Regions from separate parts of the Homo sapiens genome. Here region 1 is linked to region 2. The links are chromatin loops, found by intact Hi-C in ENCODE. Cell type or tissue: gastrocnemius medialis. All regions are shown on one strand.

Evidence for each region. Hi-C counts contacts between places; a loop is a spot of excess contacts. Peaks named below come from ENCODE experiments on the same cell type or tissue, not always from the same donor. Only the 100,000 strongest peaks of a DNase experiment are listed, where the experiment ranks them.
Region 1: a loop joins it to region 2, with 2.2 times the contacts of the local background. A loop is called at or near these places in 7 of 110 quality-filtered maps.

Annotation. Positions count from the first base shown.
Region 1 is chr7:22,977,334-22,985,333 of GRCh38, forward strand. It overlaps HYCC1 (hyccin PI4KA lipid kinase complex subunit 1), which reads right to left. Exons shown (of 11, transcript NM_032581.4): 3 at 6,611-6,712; 4 at 936-1,115; 5 at 8-88. Among named protein-coding and RNA genes, the nearest start is that of HYCC1, 33 kb to the right of the region's middle. In gastrocnemius medialis, no CTCF peak of the experiment used is centred here; a DNase peak (open chromatin) is centred at 3,408.
Region 2 is chr7:23,051,756-23,059,755 of GRCh38, forward strand. No RefSeq gene overlaps it. Among named protein-coding and RNA genes, the nearest start is that of HYCC1, 42 kb to the left of the region's middle. In gastrocnemius medialis, a CTCF peak has its summit at 4,031 (motif pointing left); a DNase peak (open chromatin) is centred at 4,046.

The DNA of each region.
Region 1 (8,000 bases), 74 kb before region 2:
CACTTACTTCATGGTATACAGATGGTTTGGATAAAGATGGAATCGTAAAACTCAATACTTTGGTATGTCCCTGTTTGTCAACTATTTCCTATAGAAGTGAAAGAAAATATATTAAAATACATACTTTCTTACACACAAATTTACAAACTAAATTTAAATAGTCTAAAACATTTTTTTGAAAAAGACCTGAATAGAAAGGAATTTTAAGTTAAAACCTTAAACCATGATAATCCATTATTATTCATCAACACCGGTAGTTAAACTGTACATCCTTCCACTTAAAAAACATATGTAACAAATTTTCAGGATGGCTGAGATACAGATACAGTGTCTTAATAATCCTTGATCTTACTCATGTAACAAGTTATATTTGCTAAGCGAAGTAATCATTTAAATATGAAATATGTGAAGAAAATGACCTTATATTTCTTTTCTATTTTGAAAGGTACAAAACTTAAGTATCTAGAATACCATACGAATTAACATATAAACTCTATTAGTAATGCAAGCCGTATGTTAAAATAATGTTGTACACTCTGGAGACAGTCTAGATTTTATGCAACTATGATTGGTGAATATTAGAGTAAATCTTTTCTCCCAAACTTTCTGTGAAGGTCAGAAACAGATCATTTATAGACAATGGACTTTAAGTTTACAAAATTTAAAATGCAACACTGATATTTTCAGATATCTCTATAAAAGAAATGAAATGGTCTGATTTTCAACCTTCAATCAATCCATAAAGGTAAGTTACATAATTACATGTACGCTTGTATGTCTCCCAATCCCCAGAAAGTTATATTTGGAAGAATGGGCTATGAGTCATTTGGTGTATGAAAAAACAAACACTAGCTTTATTAAAATGAAAAGCAGTTGCACAGGTTATATATTTGATTTTGTCAAAAAAGATTTTGTTAACTCCATTAAATACAAACCAAATTGTAAACCCCTAGAAGAAGAGCTTCAATGCATCCACTGCTATGCACATTTCTGCTGGCTGAGACTGCAAGGTAGCACCAAATTAGTTCTGGGAGAAATTGCAGCGTAAATTGAAGCAACTGCTCCTCTCCACTGCGATAGAATTCAAAGAGCTGGTGACAGACAGGTTCTAGCAACTAGAAGAAAGACAAAATGTTAATTCAAGAACTGGACTGTATTTGAATGGAACTACTATATGAAGTATAAAAGGTTTTCTCAGATTGGTAAAAATCATATCTTTTTAAGTTCTTAAAATAGCTAAGTTGTAGGGAGTTTCTTCCTAAAATATCCTTTCTTCCTGGTAAAACACATGCCACTATATAAAGGATTGACTATGGGGTTGAAGAAATTGAATGGGAATCCTGGGTAGTTACTGTCCTATCTCCCGCCTCCTGAGTTTATAATTTGACAGCATCTGACAGGAATGATTGGTACATAGGGGGGCTAAATAACTACAGACTCCCCTGGATCTAGAACCCTATTGTAACCATGATTAATTGGCCCTGGATAATCTAAATATTGCTGTAATTTTATTTTAAACATAATTTGGAGTCATCTACAACCTTTTCCTCTCCCACCACACTCTCAACATTATCCAGTTAATAGAGCTGACTGTATCTTTATAATGGGCTTTAAAAAATCAGATAGGCAAGGTAAGACCCTCTTATAGGTAAGTATTCTCTTAAAGCATATACAATGATTGCACACAAGTCATAATCAAATATGTTAAGAGATTCACAAGGTACTGTTCACAAGGTACTGATTTTTCAAGCAAATTATCAGGCTATTTATTATATATATCCAATGAACTATACCTCACCTAAGGCAACAAATTTAAATATACTAAACAGATTTTCTACAACCAATAATGGTAATGAACAAAAACTAATTTACAGTGGATGTTTTGATTTCAAGTAAGTGAAATATGTAAACTGAATATAATTAAAGTCAATATTGTTTATAAAAGGTATAACAAAAGTTATACTTCAATAAACACTAAGTCAAACTAGTCTTTCCTATTGAAAAATTACCTAACTTCTGACAGTTAATCTTCCACAAGGAATACTTTCTCCACTCTTGAAATGGTCTTTAGAGGGCAACAGATGTCCACTGTGGCCATGGAAAGATAACAGAAAAACAGAGGGGCAGGAGGTAAAGTCATGCCATTCAGAGATAGCAAGAAAAGTTTTTAGCGTAGGAATTTGGAATGGGGATAGAGGTGGCTGGAAGAAAGAATGACTGGTTAGGGATATTTAGCTTTCAGGGTGGAGTTTTCAAAATTTTCTTTGCGGACCCACATCAATAATCTTGAATTGTGGCATAACATCCCTCCCTCATCTCTAAATCCCTCAGAAAGCTAAATCAATTGAGATAGTCTAACAAACATTGCAAAATTATGAAATCTTATTTGAAATTTTATTCAAGACAGTTTGTATGAACACATAATTTTAATCAAAACATACTCAAAAGGCTTTATAACCCATTTAAAATCCAAAATTTAGAGTTTTTGCCATACGAAAATATAACAAGACAGATTCAAAGGGGAGGTAGAAATATATTGCAACAAGATTAGATGAAATTATGCATTTGAAATTAGTACAGATAAATATCAATATCTGCATAGTGTGTCACAGATTACAAAGTACTTACACATACATAAACCCATTAAATTCCCACAACACTGGAGGGTAAAATATCATTATCCACACTTTCCACAGAAGGAAACTAAGACAAAGAGGCTATCCACTATGACCAAAATCACATGACTCACAAGGGTCAGACCTGGAGCCAGGTATTTTGACTTCTTTACCAACATACCTGAAAAATGTCAGGAAGAATAAAATGATATACAGTGTGGGAAATACGGACAGTGTCTGACATATCTAACTTGACTATATTTGAAGCAAGCAAAGGAGCATTAGAACCTGCTGTGTTCCTGGTGTCTGGGTTGCATTTTTTAATGTTTTTTTTTTTTCATGGAAACCATATTATTTATGGTGGTTAGGTTTTACAGTATTATTAAGAGAGACTGTACCTCAAGTATATTTATATGTGTTAAATGGGCTTTTATGGGTTTAATGAGAACCTAGTCACCATGTGTCATCTCTCCATTGTAAAATAAATTTTGAGTTCTGAAACAACTAAGCTGCAAATGGATTTTTACAACAATTCATTCATAAGTAACAAGTCTGTATCCTAAGAGAGATTTCTAGTGGTAACAGGCACATGACTCAAAAATGTTCTTTAATGACTAAGTAAGGAAAATGTTCTTTAATGACTAAGCAGGAAAAGAGTCAAGTTTTGGTAAATTTAGAAGGAAAATCTTGCAAAATTTTTTGTATTGAACAATTACTCAGGAACATTGGGTAAGAAAAAGATACGGAAAAGTTGGAGAACACTACTATTCAGGAACCAGCAGCTACTGGTACCGGACCTCTCCACTCTCTGGACTCCCGACTCCTAGAACTCCAAGGAGACTTTATGTAGGTCTTTCAAAAAACAGCTGATTTCATAACAGACTTAAGTAGTATCAACCTCTACTCATAGGCCTGTCTCAAAGTTATAGTCAACTAAAAGCGCCGCTTAAGCAAACTGCACTGTACCCATATAAACTGCCTCTTTATAAGTTTCTTGAACACATCACATATCGCAGGGCCTTTCCACCTACAGTTCCCTCTCCTGGAAGGCTCTTGCCCCTGATTCCACCCCAACTCCTAATTCGTTTGGATCTTGATTCAATCGCCAACTTCCTCAGTCCCAACACATATTTCCCTTACTTCATTTTATTTATCCTTATAGCTTTATCACTAACTGACATAGTATTATATGTTTAGTTATTTGTTTAATGTCTTCTCACTAACTAGAAAACAAGTTTTAATCTACAAGATCAAGAATTTAGTCTATTTTGTTCTCATAATTCCTAAGTGGTTCCTGACACATTAAATGCGTTTAATAAATATTTATTAAATGAATAAAACTGAATAATGAAAAAGTACTATTAGTGAAGTTTAAATGCCAAATTTGTTGCACTTCAAATAATACCAGAAACAATATCTCAAATTTCAAAAATTCTGGAAAATAATAATATCAACTTGTTAGGAATATTTTCAAATTTAGACACAAAATATTCTAAACAGCAAAAGGGAGGTTAAAATGTTAAAGTAGATTACACTGTTATATTTTAGAAGCACTTCCAAATATATCTGAAAGAGCGAGTGGTTTTTTTAAGAATACAGAATACACACAGTCTTCACCACATGAACCAGAATAAAAGCACGAAACTAACATGCAAGACCAGAACCAATGCTTCGGAAAGTGTGGTCCTGAGGATCATCCACAAACTGTTATCAATCTCCAACAATATAAATATAGAAATTGAGAGGAAATATTTATAAACTTTTATAGCAACTTAATATTGTTACAAGATCCAAGTGAGTGATTAGCAGATTTATCAGAGTATACATCAGTTAGGGAATATCAAATTTGTGTGGTGCCTCACACATGGTGTGAGTTCATGTTAGTCATGTATTTCAGATACACATATTTGTCTGTGACAGATGATAATTTTTTTAAAAAACTGGTCCATCATCACTAGTAGTTTGAGAAACACTGCTCTGAACCATTAGAGCTATATTCACTAGAGTTATCTGAATAAAAGGAATGCTATAAACTAATCTAGCCAATCATAAATTTATCCTACAAACACTTTCCAAAGTAGCCTAGTTAAAACATACTTCATGACAGAATAATTTTTAAGCTTCTCAAAATAATAAATAATAAATGATCAACAACATTTGTTAAAAAACATAAAGCGTATGGCTATACTTACCCTATTTGGTGAAATATATAATTCTAAACCAAACATGGAAAACCTTAAAACAGCTTTCACTCAATATTTAAAAAGTAAAATCCTTCAAGAAAACAGCCTACCTGTGCATTCTATACAAGTTAAGAAGCTTTGGGAAGAAGGAAGAGACAAGACAAATATGATTCTTCAATTCAGTTATTCCAGTTAAAGTTTTTTGGCTTGTCAATATACTCCCTAATCCCTTCAGCACCTAAAATTCATGATACGCATTATAGTATTACCAGTAGGAGTGGGATATTCTATACCCCCTCCAAAAGAGGTTAACTACTCAAAAGAAGAGCCTCCCTCAATTTTGGTAGTTTCATCCCAGAGATACATAGATCCATATTGGACTGGACTCCAGGATATGTTACTTTACCACTGAATCTGCTGTTAGAGTCTATCATGCCATCAATCAAACTCAAGTACAAAAGGAATTATGTACTTCAGATCCCTCTCTTCTACCATACCTCTTTCCACTCCTCCTGACGCTGCCCAAGTTTAGGTTCTCAACAGCTCCCTCCTAGGCTATTGTCATAGCTTCCTAGTCTTCTTGCATTCCCCATCTTTTCATTTGCCAATCTATCCTCCACATAGCCACCTTCCTAACCCCTCAGTGCAAAAAAAGTCTAAACTGCTTAAGATGGAATTTGAGGCCCACCATGGTTATGTCCTAAACCTAGCTTTCTAGCTTCAGCTCCTATCACAGCCTTACCCTCTATTGTTAACTACTGCATTAGCCTATTCACCTTTTTCCAAATGCCATACCTTTTTACTTTTCATCCTATTTCCAATTTTTTTTCTATTTCTACTATGAATGGTAGGATTTACAAGCAGCAGAATCTGGAATATAGATTATTTTATTACCTTCAAACTAAATGGGCAGCTAGTGAGGCACAGTGCCTCATGCTTGTAATCCCAGCACTTTGGGAGGCTGAGGTGGATGGATTGCTTGAGCCCAGGAGTTCGGGACCAGCCTGGGCAACATGGTGAAATCCCATCTCCACCAAAAACACAAAAATTGGCCAGGTGTGATGGTGCACGACTGAAGTACCAGCTATTGGGGGTGCTGAGGTGGGAGGATCGCTTGAACCTGGGAGGTCAAGGCTGCAGTGAGCCATGATCACACCACTGCACTCCAGCCTGGGCAACAAAATGAGACCCTGTCTCAAAAAAAAAAAAAAAATCTAAATTAGCCATCTGAAAAAAGAAAGAGTGGTAGTGGGGCAAGAGGAAAGACTGGGAAAGGCACTAGCCGGGCTAAACTATTTGCCATTCTTTAAATGCCTTGCATTTTCTGAGCCTCCGTATACTATCCCCACTGCATGGAATATTCTTTTACCTTGCCACCTGGAAAACTTGTGCTTATCCGTAGACTGGATTAAGGATTGCCTTGAAACCATGTGTTTACTTATTTTCTCCCACTTTCCTCTTTCAGGATAAAAACCATGTGTTACTCAATTTGATTCTCTACTGCCTAGCATAGCCGATGGCTCATAATGGGCACTCAAATACTTGCTGAATGAATAAAATGAAATGCAGTGACATAGACTTTTCAAAGCTACCTCTAGCGAGAGAGAAAAAGAGAGAAAATGTTCAGAGATGGCTTCTGGAATACGGTAATAAATTATATTTCTTGGCTTGGGGAATGGTACACTAGAGTTCATTTCAGTATTGTTCTTTAAACATATACATTTTCTTACCCCTTTATATCTATTTCACAATAAAAAATTAAAAATCAATCAAGTCAATACTGTTAGCACAATAAACCATAAAAGTACTTACCTCACTTTGTGGCTCCTGGATAACTTTATAGAGAGATGAAACTAAAGAACTCTTGTCTTTCAAATTTGTGGCATAATTTGGTAAAGATGTTTCTGGTAATGTCTAAACAAATTTAAAAAAATACATTTTACTTTTATGAAATGTCCAGAATAGGCAAATCCATAGATGCAGAAAGTAAATTAGTTGTTGCCAGGACTGCAGATGGGAGAAGAAGATTAGGAGTGACTAACAGGTATGAAGTTTCTTTTTGGGGTGATGGAAATGTGCTGGAATTAGATGCTGGCATTGGTTGTACAACACTGTGAATATATCAAAAACCAAGGCAAGGTAAACATGTTTACCTTAAATTAGTAAATTTTATCTTATATTAATTATATCTCAACAAAAATTCAAAATAAAACAAAAAATATACTTTATCCTCTTATCAACAAGGACATAAACTAACATCAACACTTCATCTTTGATCATAGTTTGGGATTAGAGATGGGAATATAGGCCAGGCGCAGTGTCTCATGCCTGTAATCCTAGCACTTTGGGAGGCTGAAGCAGGAGGACTGATTGACCCCAGGAGTTCAAGACCAGCCTGGGCAATATAGTGAGACCTCGTCTCTACAAAAAAACAAACAAAATTAGCTGGGCATGGTGGCATATGCCTGTAGTCTTGGCTACTCGAGAAGCTAAGGTGGGAAGATGGCTTGAGCCTGGGAGGTCAACGCTGCAGAGAGCCATGATTGCAGCATTACACTCCAGCCTGGGTAACAGAATGAGACAGGGTCAAATTAACTCCGGAGTTACATACTCTGACGGTTGAGCATGAGAAGGCTGTTCTACTTAACCAATTGAAGGGAAAATTTAGACTTTTCAGAGCTAGAGAAAAAGATATCCACACTACCAACAAACGAATTTTCCTAATGCCATTTAAAATACAGACAACTAGTCACAGCTTGCCAGAACCACCTATTCAGAACAAACACCATGACCAGAGAGTAATGGGAAGAGATAAAACTCCAGTAGTAAGTCAGATGATTTTGAATAAAAGAGTAGGGAAATCTGAATAAAAACATTTCATTATCATAATGATAAAAACCTTTCCTTCTGGAGCACACCCCCTCCTCAGCGATATCTGTTTCCTAAGTCATTATTCTCTCTCACCCAAATTACTTCCTTCAGTCAGTCATTGCCAATCCTGCAGTAGATACCATGTCTCAGGATATTCCTAACTCACTCTAAACATACATTATTCCTTATATGTCTCATATCCTAGTATTTCAAAATTTAATATGGGTTATGATTAGTATATAGGTGGATGTGTGCATAAATTAAACAGCATAAATTTTTACAATAAAGACATTTGATTCATTTTCACTTTACTGTGAGCTCCTTGAGGGCA
Region 2 (8,000 bases):
ATAATTCTGCCTAAAGGCCCTCACAGTGTGAGGTATGCATTGAGGTTCGTATTTTTACACACATATGTTTAATTGTTGCAGCAGCATTTTTTAAAAGCCTATCCTTTCTACATTAAATTACCTCTGTATGTTTGTCAAAAGTCAATTAACAGCCTGGGCACGGTGGCTCATGCCTGTAATCCCAGCACTTTGGGAGGCCAAGTTGGGTGGACCACCTGAGGTCAGGAGTTTGAGACCAGCCTGACCAACACGGTGAAACCCCGTCTCTACTAAAAATACAAAAATTAGCCAGCATGGTGGCATGCACCTGTAATCTCAGCTACTCAGGAGGGTGACGCAGGAGAATCACTTAAACCCGGGAGGCAGAGGCTGCAATGAGCCAAGATCATGCCACTGTACTCCAGCCTGGACAAGAGTGAAACTCCGTCTCAAAAAAAAAAAAAATTCAATTAACCATGTATATGTTGTTTTATGTCTGGATTCTATTTGAAGTGTTCACCAGCTTTTCCTCTAAAGCGACAGATAAGTAAGATTTTAGGCTTTGCAGGCCATACAGTCTCTGTCACAATTACTCAATTCTACCGTTATAGTACAACAGCAGCCATAGACAACATGTAAATAAGTGAGCATGGCTGTATTTTAATGAAGTATTATTTTATTTCAATAAAATATTATTTACAGAAACAGCCAGTGAGATTAGTCCTGGAGGCCATAATTTGACAACTCCTGCTCTCGTGTGCTCCATTCATCTGTTTCTATCCTTTGATCAATACCATAATGGCTTGATTACTGTGGCTTGTAAGATTTGAAATTAGTTAGCAGTGTTGAGTCTTCCAACTTTTTTCTTTTGCAAAAATTTTTGACTATCTTTTGCTTTCCCATATAAATGTAGGGTATGTTTGCCGGTTTGCTTTCCCATATAAACGTAGGGTATATTTGCTGGTTTCTCTTTTTTTTTTTTTTTTTTTTAGACGGATTCTCTCTCTGTCACCAGGCTGAAGTGTGCAGTTGCGTGATCTTGGCTCACTGCCATCTCCGCCTCCCAAGTTCAAGCGATTCTCCTGCCTCAGCCTCCTGAGTAGCTGGGACTACAGCTACGTGCCACCACACCTGGCTAATTTTTGTATTTTTAGTAGAGACGGGGTTTCACCTTGTTGGCCAGTATTCTCTCGATCTCTTGACCTCACGATCTGCCGGCCTTGGCCTCCCAAAGTGCTGGGATTACAGGTGTGAGCCACTGTGCTCGGTTGTTTGCTGGCTTCTATAAAAGAAAAAATCTGCTAAAATTTTTATTAGGATTGCACTGAATCTATAATCAACTTGGGAATAACTGGCACCCTAACAATATTGAGTCTTCCAATCCATGAACACAGATACTTCTTTCTTTAAAGATTGTGATTCTATCATCAATATTTTAATTTTCAGCATATAAAGTTTGCACATATTTTGTTAGACTTATACCTAAGTAATTAATAATTTGAGTGCTACTGCAAAGTGATTTTTAAATTTTAATTTCCTTTTTTTATTATGAATATATATAAATACAACTGATATATGAATATTGAGCTTGTATCCCACAACCTGGCTAAACTCCCTTATAAATTCCAGTAGCCATTTTGTATATTCTTTTGGGATTTCCTATGTTACAGATTCTCATCTATAAATAGCAACAGTTTTATTTCTTCATTTAAAATCTCTGTCTTTTCTTTTTCTTTCCTTATTGCCCTGTCTATGACCTCTGGTAAGGTGATAGCAGTGGTAAGAGTAGACAATTTTCACTTATTCTTGAGCTTAGGGGAAAGCACTTAGTCTTTCACCATTCTCTTGGCCATGTGAGAATTCAATGAGAAGACAGCCATCTGCAAAGAAGGAAGAGTGCCTTTGCCAGACACCAGATCTGCTGGGACCTTGATCTTGGACTTCTCGGACTCCAGACTGTGAAAACTAAATGTCTATTGTTTAAGCTACTCAATCTGTATTCTGTCACAGCAGACTGTATTAGTCCATTTTCACACTGCTAATAAAGACATACCTGAGACTGGAAAGAAAAAGAGGTTTAATGGACTTACAGTTCCGTGTGGCTGGGGAGGCCTCACAATCATGGTGGACGGCAAGGAGCAAGTCACGTCTTACATGGATGGTACCAGGCAAAAAGACAGCTTGTGCAGGGAAACTCCCCCTTATAATACCATCAGATCTCATGAGACCTACTTGCTATCACAAGAACAGCATGAGAAAGACCTGTCCCCATGATTCAATTACCTCCCACTGGGTCCCTCCCACAACACATGGGAATTGAAGATGAGATTGATTTGGGTGGGGACACACCAAACGATATCACAGACCAAACTAAGACAACCATTAAGAATGATGTCAGCCATAGGATTTTCATAAATGTCCTTTGTTAAGTTGAGGATATTTTCTTACAGTTTTTATCATGAAAGAATATTGAATTTTGTTGTGCTTTTTCTGCATCTATTGGGATGATCCTATAATTTTTCTTCTTTTATCTATTGACATAATGAATTACGTTAATTTAGATTTAAATATTGAGCCACCTTGCCTTCCTAGAATTAATCCCACTTAGTTATGATGCATTATCCTTTTTATTTATTGCTGCATCTAATTTGCTAATATTTTCTTGAGAATTTTGGGGTCTATGTTTATTTGGGATATTAGTCTGTAGTTTTTTTACGTGTAATTATTTTGTCTGGTTTCAATATTAAGGTAATGCTGGCTCATAAAATGAGCTTCCCATGCCAACCTTCCCAGTACAAATTAGACAGCTTTTAAATATCCACCCACTTAATTGGTGAACATTTAGAAACAAAAGACCTCTTCAGAGTGATTTTGTATATGAAAAGGAGTTTGCATTGACAAACCCTCCTTGGGATATGGATGCTAAAAAGTAAGCTAGACATTCTCATTGGGTGATTGGATCCAGAATATTAGCTCCTCAGCATAAAGAAAAACTCCTACACCTCAGCATGATGTATATTAGTTTATCTCATTGGTCCTTAATGGTTTGAGACTAGCCAAAAAAAAAACAAAAAAAAAAACATTAAATGTAATTGAGTCTGAGTCTATACAACTGCTACTCAAATTTTTATTTCAAAAAAAATTCAGCCGGTCATAGTGGTTCACACCTGTAATCCCAGCACTTTAGGAGGCCAAATCGGGAGAACTGCTTGAGCTCAGGAGTTTGAGATCAGCCTGAGCAACATAGTAAAACTTCATCTCTACAGAAATTTTAAAATTTAGCTGGACATGTGCCTGTGCATGTGCCTATAGTCCCAGCTACTGAGGAGGCTGAGGTAGGAGGATCGCATGAGCCCAGAAGATTGAGGCTGCAACACTATGATTGCACTACTGCACTCCAGCTTCGGCAACAGAGCAAGGCCCTATCTCGTTTAAAAAGAAAAGAAAAGAAAAAAAAATCTTGGGTATGAGCATAATTTATTTGATTAATGAATAAGCACTTTAAAAATTAAAGCAAGACTTTTGATTTTTAGTTCAGCTTTTCCTTGTACAGAATTCTTCTTGTTTCAGAATAGAAGAATCTCTGAAATAACATATATGTCATAGAGGCTAAAATTTAAATCTTTCACTCTTACTAGAAGTATTCAATTTGTCTTTGGGTTTTACAAGAGAAATGCCAGATGCTAACAAATATAAGTAATGGTTGTTGTTGGGCTTTTTGTTTAATGTGAATCCTCCAATTACCTTTAAAATCATGATGAAAGCTTAGAAGTTTCAAATTGCCAGCTTAAAACATTATATGTTAAATTATAATATTGTTGGCTATGCATATTCTTTTGCAGAAATATTTTTAGTTAGGCTTCAAAATATCCTCTAAATTTTTAAATAACTACAATTTTATACTCATGTCAGCTCTGTGTCTGTGTCGGTAAGAAAAAAATCTACATTACTTTTTTAAAATGTACATCATGCACCAAAAAGAGAGAGATTTCTGAATTCCATGCCTTCAGGTTAACTGATCAGGTTAGCTGTCCTACACTACAGTGACATCTACTGGCACAATCAGGACTGAGCACCCAGAAGTAATCAGAATGACAGGGCAGCCTTTCTTCTTCCTCTTTGATTATTGGCTGATAACAGGAGTTACATGAGTATGAATTTCCTAAGAACAGATATCATATTTTCTTGAGCTCTGTATCTCCAGTGTCTAATATTGTGATTGTTACATTAACGATTCCCCAGAAATCTGTTGGATAATTATAAGTGCAATTGCCTATGGCCTAACTTTTCAAACAGCACAGAATCTAAATTGAAACAATACTGTTAAAAGTGATTTAAATTAAAACAATAATAATAAAATGGTCTAAAACAAAGGTACTTTGTCTTTGTGATAAATCTCTTTTAAATTCTAATGATAAAAATAAGCTCCACTCATTATCCAGAAAATCACACACAATTTTATACACAACTTCATGAAGGTCCTGAATTCCATCTCTCAACTCAAGGTTAAGAACCTTGGATACAGGAGGTAGAAATATGTTTTAATACACTTTGAAATGCATAAAATCAATAAAACAATAATAAGAAACTACTATATACCTATTAGAATGGCTAAAATTCAAAATGTTAACATAACCAAATGCTGGTGAGGATTTGGTGGAGCAAAAGGAACTTTCATTCACTGCTGGGTAGGAATACAAAATGGTCCAGACACCTTGGAAGACAGTTTGGCAAGTCTTAAAAAATTTTAAACATCTTACTCTATGATGGAGCGATCATGCTCTTTGGTATTTACTCAAATGAGTTGAAAACTTATATCCACAGGAAACTCTGCAGACAAATGTTTATATCACCTTTATTCGTAATTGCCAATCCCCAAAAGAAACCATGGTATCCTTCAACAGGTGAATGAATACATAAACTGTGGCACATCCATATGATGAAACATTATTCAGCAATGACATGAAAAAAAAGCCATCAAGTCATGAAAATATACGGATGAACCTTACATGCATATTGCTAAGTGAAAGAAGCCAGTCCGAAAAGGCTATATACTGTATGATTCCAATGATATGACATTCTGGAAAAGGTAAAACAATGAAGACAGAAAATGGTCAGTAGTTGCCAGGGGTTTGAGGAGAGGGACAGATGATAACTTGGAGCACAAGGGATGTTTAGGGCAGTAAAACTATTCTGTATGATAGTAATGGTAGAGGCATGTCATACATTTGCTGGTAGACGTAGAACACAAAGAGTGAATCTTAATGTAAACTATGGACTTTGGTTAATAATAATGTGTCCATATCAGCTCATCAATTGTAATAAATGTACCGTGTAACAAATGAAAGATGTGAATAGTGGTGGAAATCATAAAGAAGGGGAAGGTGGGGAGTGGGCCTGGGAGGCTGCAAAGTGGGATATATAAGAACTCTCTGTACCTTCCAATCAATTTTCTGTAAACCTAAAACTGCTTTAAAACATAGTCCATACAAAAATTAGCCGGGGGTGGTGGTATGTTCCTGTAATCCCAGCTACTCCAGAAGCTGAGGCAGGAGAATCACTTGAACCCAGGAGGTGGAGGCTGCAGTGAGCAAAGATCACACCACTGCACTCCAGCCTGGGCAACAGAGCGAGGTTCCATCTCAAAAAAAAACCAACAAAAACAACAAAATTAACAAACAAAAAAAAACATAGTCCACTCATTTAAAAGAGAAATAAGCTTCTATTCTTTTGAAATATATTTTAGGATCTATTTGTTACTTTTTAAAAAATGTATGTCAGTCCATAAAGGATGAATTGACCATGAAGACTAAGCTTTGATTTTTTATCTTGCCCAAATTCCTACCTAAGGGGCCTGGGGAGTTATGCCCTGCAAACCGTAAATTCTCATCAGACGGGTGTTATTTAACCCTGCATATCGTGGCTTACTTTCCAGTCTGACTCTGGCATAACACTATGAGACAAGGAATAAGATCAAAATATTTAACCCCAAAATATATTTCCTTGCCATATCTTGAAATTGCCCTGCAAAGTCTCTTGTGGGAACAATCCACATTCTATAGAGAAGCCCCTTTCCCCTTTGTTTTCCTTCTTCCCTTCCCAGATCCAGGAGAAAATCAACTAAGAGCCAGGGACCCTTTTAAGTCTGATAAGAAACATTTTACAACCTGCTCTCTCTGAAGTCTGCTATCTGAGAGCTTCCTCTGCACAATAAAACTTGGTCTCCACAATCCTTTAACCTGAACATTTTCTTTCTATTGATCCGATGTCTTCAGATAAACTCAACCAATTGTCAACCAGAAAAAGTTTAAATTTACCTATAGCCTGGAAGCTCCCACTTTGAGTGGTCCCACCTTTCTGAATGAAACCAATGTATTTCTTAAATGTATTTGATTGATGTCTCAATCTCCCTAAAATATATAAAACCAAGCTGTACCCCGACCACCTTGGGCACGTGTACTCAGGACCTCCTGAGGGCTGTGTCATAGGCCATGCTCCCTCATATTTGGCTCAGAATAAGTCTCTTAAAATATTTTACAGTTTGACTCTTTTCATCAACAACCAAGTTTACATTTAAACACTTTTCTCTGTTACAATTTTAAATGACACATAATCTATGACAGGAATTTATTTTATAAGTGCTCACATAATTAAGTCTCTCTAACAGAAGGCTATTTTTCTATTATGAGCCTAAAGGAGAAAATGACTTTTTACTTAATCCTCGGGTTGATGAAATTAAACACTTCATTTGGTGTGCTTTTCATTTTGATGTCCCTTAGGACTGAGAATTGCCTTTCCCAGAAAGTACTGTAAATCGACTGTGAATTGCTAGAGTGATAGAGGGAAGAAGGACGATTCTATTATAGCTTCTGCCAAGAGCTGACAGGCACATCCCACGAGCCGCTGCCAAGAAATGTTTAATAGTGTGGTAGGGAATTCTAGTCCCCAGATCCTGGTGAAAAACTGAAAATTGCTTTTGGTTTGTCAGTTAAGTTGTAAAATGTCTTAGGCTCTAAAATTGATTACCATTTCATCCCAAAGCAGAATGGCAGCCTAGCAAATTGTGATCCTTATAAGTACTCATCAGAACCCCTAGTGCCTACCAATGCTAAAGTATTTTTCGGCCATCTCTATAAAGCTCAAAGGGAAGTGGACATTTGGGCAATGGCTTGAGCAATTTCAGGACAGCAGTTTATCTTTTGGTCTGAGTTGTTTGGAGTTTAAGTCTGTGATAATAAAAATTTCACAAAACAACTTCCTGTTTTCACTACTGAGCACTACTGAGCAGGTCTAACCTTAGCCATCAGAAAAAATAATAATAATTATAGGACAAGATTATAGCCATAACTGTTCCTATTATTCAGGTTAAAATATATGGTTTTTGTCTGATGCAATTCAATGAGCTTGGTTTGTGTCTAAGGAAAAGACTCTGCCCTATGTGAAGAAAAAAGAAAGAAAGAAAAAGAAAGAAAGAAAGAGAGAAAGAAAGAGAGAAAGAAAAAAGAAAGAAAGAGAAAGAAAGAAAGAAAAAAGAAAGAGAAAGAAAGAAAGAAAGAAAGAAAGAAAAGAAAAGAAAAGAAAAGAAAGAAAGAAAAAATCAAAGGAAGTGAATCTTTGCCCCCTCATTAGAGTCCTACCTTGTACTTATCTTGCTCAGGGTATAACTTGGTGCATATACTAAAGCCAAATCCACCAGGGCTTCCAGGACCTTTCTGACCAAGAGAGCAGACAATGTGAGCTTATAAGGGGCCTTGGGTGAGTCTCCAACCCCTAAAATCTCTACCAGCTTAAACTCTTATTAGAAATGCATTTCTTGGCTGGGCATGGTGGCTCATGGCTGTAGGCCCAGCACTTTGAGAGGCCGAGGTGGGTGGATCACCTGAGGTCAGGAGTTCAAGACCAGCCTGGCCAATGTGGTGAAACCCCGTCTCTACTAAAAATACAAAAATTAGCTGGGCATGGTGGCGGGCACCTGTAATCCCAGCTACTTGGGAGGCTGAGGCAGGAAAATTGCTTGAACC